Regions from separate parts of the Homo sapiens genome. Here region 2 is linked to region 1. A link is a contact called in ENCODE Hi-C or POLR2A ChIA-PET data. All regions are on one chromosome and are shown on one strand. Each heading gives the region's core, a stretch centred on a gene start or an enhancer-like site at or near the end of the contact. The rest is flanking DNA. Distances are from core to core; before and after follow the strand shown. Region 1 has its middle 25 kb from the start of MIR4444-1. Region 2 overlaps LOC100130691 (Putative uncharacterized protein FLJ44553).

Region 1 (3,897 bases), core at 701-3,200:
GTCAGAAGAATACATTACGTTATTTCCAAGGGCTCTCCTCAGAAATTAGATTGGGAGATTGGCTAAATCCTCAGATCCTACCTGTCCCTCCACAAGAAAAGCTAAGCAGGTATCTTGCAATACACAATTTAAGGTGAAGCCATAATGATTACCTAGTTATCTCTCACTGTACAATTCGTAACATCTTTTTTTTTTTTTTGAGACAGAGTCCCACTCTGTCACCCAGGCTGGAGTACAGTGGTGCAATCTCGGCTCACTGCCACCTCCACCTCCCAAGTTCAAGCAGTTCTCTGCCTCAGCCTCCCAAGTAGCTGGGATCACAGGCGCCCACCACCACGCCTGGCTAATTTTTGTATTTTTGTTAGTGACAGGGTTTCACCATCTTGGCCAGGCTGGTCTCGAACTCCTGACCTCATGATCTACCCGCCTCAGCCTCCCAAAGTGCTGGAATTATAGGCATGAGTCACAGTGCTTGGCCAATTTCTAACATCTTTACACCATTCGATTTTATCTTTTCTCTGCTCAAAATAAGCACTGCAGTATAAGCTATTGAATGTCAATAATCAATTCCTTGGCAAGATTACCTGATAGAATAACAAAAATTGCTCTACAACAAACAAAACCTTTGATCTCTCATAAGAGATATATGCAGCCACTCACTTCCAAACATCAGTATGTCATCAGTAATCAACAAGCAATATTGACAATGTCCCTAGAAACTCATGGAAAGGCCTCTAGGCCTAAACAGAGTATAGTCAGTCCATTGCCCTCAACTGCCTACAGCAAGATATGCAATTCTGTGATTTTTATTAGGATAATCCCCTTGTAGACATTGTTGTGGCTTTTTGGGACTCCCGAATTCTTTGCCCAGTGTGGAACATGCATCAGAACCTTCAGTATCCCTTTCCAATATCTGTCCTCCCTAAGGTGCACCCCTCCCATTATGTGCACACCCCTTAGATGGATGTGCAGGAGTGTCCTCACAAATATTTGAGAGGCCCCTTCTGGTGTGTGGGTGAGCAGGAGGTCAAAAGAGAAGGTGGAGCCAGCCTGTAGGCAGTGGCTTCCTTTTGTACTTATGCCCCAGGTCCTGTAAATATTACCTGTTTCCCTGGATGGAACTGGAGTGGGCCCCACAAGGGGCTAGGCCTAGAATAGAAAGTTGTCACTGCATAGAGAAACTGAAATGTGTTGTTCTTTTTTAGGGTTCATGTAAGGATCAATTTGCCACTAGCCTACTTCCTTGTGGAAGCTGCATATTTGAATCTTCTGGTAAATTTATATGATTGCCATAGAATAAATTTTTATTTAAACCATAGGTTATTTATATATCGTGTCTTACATAGAATTTAGAAAATCTATTTCCAACTGTTACCCTTATATGAGATAGATGGACAGACTGAATGTCTCTCTATCTCAGACATACTATAATCTAATTCCATTTTAGGGAGCAAAGATTCTTGTTATACGCACACAGAATGAAAGTTGGGGTGTTCCATTTGATTACTATAATTAACGTATCACACTGCTTTTGAGAATTCAAGGAAAGCACTCTCCTCAGAGAAAATGAGAGATGGCCTTTCTGTTCTCCAAACTTTATGACAGGCATATATTTATCAGAGACATCGTCTACATTTCCTGAGATTCCCTCTGCCCTCACAGGACTAGCTGCTGTCTCAGCCATGCGCTCAGCTATCTGACCACTTTGGGACCTGCATGGTTTTGCTGTGAGGGGCTGACCAGTTGCTTATCCAGGATGTTGGCCCTTCTTGGCTGCTGCCATGCCAGTCAGGCATTTCGAGTTTCTGTCTCCTTTCATCACTTGAGACTTGGATGAAACACCACACTAGAGAGCATGGTATCTGGCTTCCCAAATGACTGCTGAGGGATCCGGATGATGCAATGCAGAAAGCTGGGTGTTAACCACACTCGGGATGAACTTTGGCCTGTAGAAATAGGAGATGCTGGGAGTGTGACAGATCAATTACCCCACTTCCTCCTCGTTGCCTGACTGCCTTCTCCTTAACAGTTTTTTCATGTAGCCTACCCATGCATTGCTTCCCATCCTTTCCTGCCACATCTCCCTTTTTCTCACTCTCACATTCCCAGGCTTACCCCTAAACAAATAAAGCAGTAGCACCCAATCTCCCTCAGAATTTGTTTTCTAGTAAACTGGGCAAAAAGGCTCACTATATGAATTGAGAAAGATAAAATTCTGAGACTGTAAGGTACAAACTCAAGTAGCCTTAGGAATAACTGATAAAGACCTATTTTTAAATCAGTATCTTCAAGTGGCATGTATAATAATAATTGTTTCAATATTATTTTGGAGGCACTATAGTGCTTGGATATAAATTTCATTTCTTTTCCCTTTGACTCCTAAGACTCTCCCGTATATCATAATTAATCAAGTATAGGTGCAGCAATATGCAAAGCCTTGAAAACACTAAAAGGGGTTATGACATTTTCTCTGTCCCCTGTCCTCATAATATAGTTATTAGAGGGAGACCACATATAAGTAATGACTTGCATGGTTTACATTAAAGTGCTGTGCTGCAGAGAAATGGGGAAATAAATGAAGGTCTCAAGTATCTAGGAAGACTTCATGATGGAGATGAAACTTTCAAAGGGAGTTTTAAAGGATGAATAATACCTGAATTGGTAGAGGGGAAACAGAAAGGTGCTCCTGGTGAGTTTCAAGTCCAAGTGAAGATGTGGAAATGAAATTGCGTATGGTACTTGTGATGGACTCACTATTTCTGGATTCTTCGTAACGGCATCCCACAGGGCTGCAGATCCTCTAAATCTCATTTATAGAACCTAGGTTAATCTATATGATATAAAGAAGATTCATAATCTGATCACTTTCTTTTTCTTTCTTTTTTTTTTTTTTCAGACAGAGTCTTACTCTGTCACCCAGGCTGCAGTGCCGTGGCACAATCTCAGCTCATTGCAACCTCAGCCTCCTGGTTTCAAGTGATTCTCCTGCCTCAGCCTCCCAAGTAGCTGAGATTACAGGCACATGCCACCAGGCCCCACTAATTTTTTGTATTTTTAGTAGAGATGGGGTTTCACCATGTTGGTCAGGCTGATTTCAAACACCTGACCTCAGGTGATCCACCTGCCTAGGCTTCCCAAAGTGCTGGGATTACAGGCATGAGCCACGGCTCCCAGCCACAATCTGATCATTTTCTTAAAACAGCAACAATGTTCCAGTATATAATCTGTGAAGTTTTGTTGGTCTGTGATTTGGTTTGGCTGTGTCCCCACCCAAATCTCATCTTGAATTCCCACTTGTGGGAGAGACCCTGTGCGAGGTAATTGAATCATGGGGGCAGGTTTTTCCCCTGCTGTTCTCATGATAGTGAATAAGTCTCACGAGATCTGATGGTTTTAAAAAGGGAAGCTTCCCTGCACAAGCTCTCTTATCTGCTGCCATGTGAGACATGCCTTTCACCTCTCGTCATGATTGTGAGGCCTCCCCAGCCACGTGGAACTGTAAGTCCATTAAACCTCTTTCTTTTGTAAATTGCCCAATCTCGGGTATGTCCTTATTAGCAGCGTGAAAACAGACTAATACAGTTTGGGAGTAAAATTAGAGAATTTAATTTTGGCTGGGCATGATGGCTCACACCTGTAATCCCAGCACTTTGGGAGGTCGAGGTGGGCAGAATGCGTGAGTTTAGGAGTTTGAGACAAGCCTGGGCAACATGGCGAAGCCCTGTCTCCACAAAAAATACAAAAATTAGCTGGTTTTGTTCCTGCATGCTTGTAGTCCCAGTCACTCAGGATGCTTGAGGCAGGGAGGTTGAGGCTGCAGTGAGCCGAGATTGTTTAACTGCACTCTAGTCTGAATGACAAAGCGAGACCCTGTCTCAAAAAACTTTTTTAAAATTT
Region 2 (3,794 bases), core at 605-3,104, 110 kb before region 1:
CTTTCTGTTTAGGTTCTTCTGGGTCTCTTTATGTAGCATTCCTTCCTCCTGAGTATGGGTAGGACCCCTCTGGAATGAGAGTCTCCAGGATAAAAGGGAAAGAATGACCCAGAGGTTTTATGGCTTGCTTTGCAGAAGAGTGGTCCTAGTGTCTAGGACCTGTCTTGGCATAGAGGAATTCTGATTTCTATCCTTGTTTTAGAGAAGAAAAAGAGACAAGAGACAGGAGAGCAGAAGAGGGTCAGAGAACACTTTATTCCGAGGTCCTTCCAGAGTCCTTCAGTTTAAAGTACTCAGCCAAGGGCCGATCATGGTATCTCACACCTGTAATCTCACTACTTTGAGAGGCTGAGGCGGGAAGATCACTTGAGGTCAGGAGTTTGAAATCAGCCTGACCAATATGGTGAAACCCTGTCTACTAAAACACAAAAATTAGCCAGGCATGGAGGCGGGTACCTGTGATCTCAGCTACTTGGGAGGCTGAGGCAGGAGAATCGCTTGAACTCAGGAGGCAGAGGTTGCAGTGAGCCGAGATCGCACTATTGCACTCCAGCCTGGGCGACAGAGTGAGATTCCCTCTCAATAAATAAAAAAAAATAAGTAAAATAAGTAAATAAATAAGTAAAGTACTCAGCCAAGTGAGGTGCCATACTTTGGAGTAACATGTCCTGAGTCCTGACACTGCGCTGAGGATTTAGAAAGTATGATTACCATATACTATATAAAATATAGCCATATATATATAGAAGGAGCATTATACATTTTAATGTCAAGCTATTTATTATTTTGTTTTATTTCTTTATTTTATAGAGACAAGGTCTTATTATGTTGCCCAGGTTGGAGTGTCTATGCATAGGGCGCGATCATAGTGCACTGCAGCCTTCAACTCCTGGCCTCAATGGATCCTCCCGGCCTCATCCTCCCAAGGCTATTTATTATTTTGTTATATTGGTAGGTAGGTCTCTTACCAACTGGATAAAATGCTCCTTGAAGGCAGGGGCCATGTCTTTACTTCTCTGGTATACTCCAAAGTGCTGAGCATTTAATAGGCATCCAGTGGAGAGCAACCCAGTTGAAAACATTAGTGCCTCATGTCTGCATGAACCAAGCTTGCCTTCCAGCTCCTCACAGAATCTCTGTGGGAATAAGTAACATGATTGGAAAACATGAAATAACTTACTATGTAAGTGATCATTTTACACTTTATGTCATCACCAATAGGTGGCACCATCAATTTTAAAATTATATAGCCCAAAATTGTACATATTGATGGTGTTTGTTCAATAGATGTTTACTGGACTCCATGTATGTAGAAACTTCTCAGCTCGCCACTACCACCAGAGTAAAAATAAAAGTATTACAGACACGCTTTATCATACTTTCTTTTCTAGTAATACCCTAAAAAACATGTATTTCCACTTTCAGATTTCATCCCCGTTTTAAAAAAACAACATCTAAATCTTGGATAACACAAAAACAACGGTTTTACAATTTTGTCCTTTTGTGTTTGTGTGTATGTGTGTGCATTCCAACCCAGCTTAATATCTTATTGTAAAAGGGAAAAAGGGATGCAAAAATAAATAAAAAGCAAATTTAAAAACCTGGGTTTTAGTGGGGGAAGGGGACCTATCAGCAGAATTTAACCCGAGTTGGCTTTCAGTTAACACAATTTACCACTCCTCTCTTTCTTTCCTTTTGGAAGATAACAAAAGTTTGATTCAGGCACAGAAGAATTATTTCAACAGCTTCCAAGTCCGCATAATCCCATCTGGAGATAATAAAAGGCCCCATTCCTCTGTGTTTATTTCAAGAGGTTCGTTCTTTGGAATGACCTGAGGTTGCAAACTGTAGAACAGTTGCCAGCTGAAGAGAACTGCAGCTTGAATGCTACTCAGGAAGTCTCTATGGACCTGGGATAACTCCTCTGAGATTTCCTTAGTGTAGAAAGAGGCCCCTGTGCCCTTCCTTCTCTACAAGATGAGGGCAAAAAAGGGACAAAAGAGAAAAAGAGGGGAAAGGGAGCAGTGAGGAAATTAAACTGCAGTATTTGCATCAAACACCATATAATAGTCACTAATTCACTAATTTATCCACCTACTGCTGAGAGAATAGGAAACTCTGCCCAAGTCTGCCTTTTTTTTTTTTTTTTTTTTTTTTTTGAGACGGAGTCTTGCTGTATCGCCCAGGCTGGAGTGAAGTGGCGCAATCTCGGCTCACTGCAAGCTCCGCCTCCTGGGTTCACGCCATTCTCCTGCCTCGGCCTCCCGAGTAGCTGGGACTGCAGGCGCCCGCCACCATGCCTGGCTAATTTTTTGTATTTTTAGTAGAGACGGGGTTTCACCATGTTAGCCAGGATAGTCTCGATCTCCTGACCTCATGATCCGCCCGCCTTGGCCTCCCAAAGTGCTAGGATTACAGACGTGAGCCACCGCGCCTGGCCGTCTGTGCCTCTTTTTACTGAATGTCTTTAAAGTGCGATGAATGGCATTAGGGAGTTGGGAAGATGCACAGAGGGAACATAGAAGGGTTTTTGTCATTCAGGAGCTTCCAATCTAGTAAACCATAAGAGTGTCTTGTATAGTGGTGGTTAGAAAGGCAGGCTGCTTTATTCATTTGTACCACAACTCCACCACCTATGCACATTTGTGCTAATTTCAAGCAAAGGGGAATATGGATCCACCTTTACACTACTCTGCAAAAAAGAAAAATTACCTATCCTCCTCTGATGTTTTTAGAAATTCGAAATAAATTTTAAATGAAGTAAAGCAATGAGGCAAAGTTTTTATTTCAAACCATGAGCCCTTCTCTCCCCACTAGTTGAGAATCTCTATGATACTTATTCAATGTGATGAAAGATTGCTCAGGCTCAGAAAGGGGCAAGTTATGATTGGAGACAATGACTTTGCAACATAATCAATTCATCTAGTTTTGCTATTACCTTGACAGCCTAGGTCCAGGAGCAGGGAAATTAGATGGTGTCCTATTCAGAGTTGGGAATGGCAAGACTGGCTCATGGGCCAGGGATGATGAAACCAGCATGCTGGTCAAAGCCTTTGCTAAATATCTCCCCATGGAGCCCAGGCTCAGAAATGGCTGTCCAGCCTTTTGCAGCCCTTCCTAGGCTGCCATAAAAATGTACCACCAGGCAGCTTCAAACAACAGAAATGTATACTCTCACAGTTCTGGAAGCTAGAAGTCCAAGACTAAGGGATTGGCGGGATTGGTTTTTTCTGAGGTCTCCAAAGGAGAATCTGTTTCATGCCTCTTTGCCAGCTTCTGATGGTGGCTGGCAATTGCTGGTATTCCTTGTCTTGTAGATGCATCACTCACATCTCTGTCTCCATCTTCACATGATGTTCTCACTATATTTCTGCATCTTCACATGGCCCTCTTCACGTGGACATTAGTCTTGTTGGATTAAGGGCCCACTCTACTTCTCTAGTATGACCTCATCTTAATTAGTTACATCTACAATGACACTATTTCCCCCAATAAGCTCACATTCTGACGTACTGAGGGCTAGGACTTCAACATATTTCACCGAGGGCACAAAATTCAGCCTGCAACAGGCCTGATGGCAGGGAAGAGAGCTGAGTGTTGTAGGGGGAGAAGGAGGGACTAAGGGCTGGTCAGAGTGGCAGGGAGTACAGGGTGGAATTCTCAACACTCAGGAATGGTGGAGGTGGCTTTGGTCTCAAATTGATCCAAGTTTAGGATAACTATATTGGTTCATGCAGATTTAATTGTGCCTCCAGTTTTAGAACTTTTTTTTTTTTTTTTTTTTTTTTTGAGAT

What was found. A loop is a pair of places that touch in the nucleus more often than their neighbours do. ChIA-PET counts read pairs that join two places held with the same protein, here RNA polymerase II (POLR2A). Pooled maps may share reads with other maps.
Region 2: a map of body of pancreas shows a loop between it and region 1 (1.9-fold over the local background). The contact joins two enhancer-like sites. A Hi-C loop is called at or near these places in 1 of 168 maps with a recorded cell type or tissue (body of pancreas) and 6 of 50 pooled maps. POLR2A ChIA-PET finds 5 or more read pairs at or near these places in 6 of 52 experiments (CD4-positive, alpha-beta T cell, GM12878, T-cell and 2 more).

What each region holds. Positions count from the first base shown.
Region 1 is chr2:177,185,809-177,189,705 of GRCh38, reverse strand. No RefSeq gene overlaps it. Among named protein-coding and RNA genes, the nearest start is that of MIR4444-1, 25 kb to the left of the region's middle. RefSeq lists an enhancer at 1,481-2,680. Within about 2 kb of position 1,950, at least 2 of the 41 ENCODE cell types and tissues checked have a DNase peak (open chromatin) inside an H3K27ac peak, as active enhancers do.
Region 2 is chr2:177,293,704-177,297,497 of GRCh38, reverse strand. The region is part of intron 8 of LOC100130691 (Putative uncharacterized protein FLJ44553); the gene reads left to right. Among named protein-coding and RNA genes, the nearest start is that of MIR6512, 18 kb to the left of the region's middle. Within about 2 kb of position 1,854, at least 4 of the 41 ENCODE cell types and tissues checked have a DNase peak (open chromatin) inside an H3K27ac peak, as active enhancers do.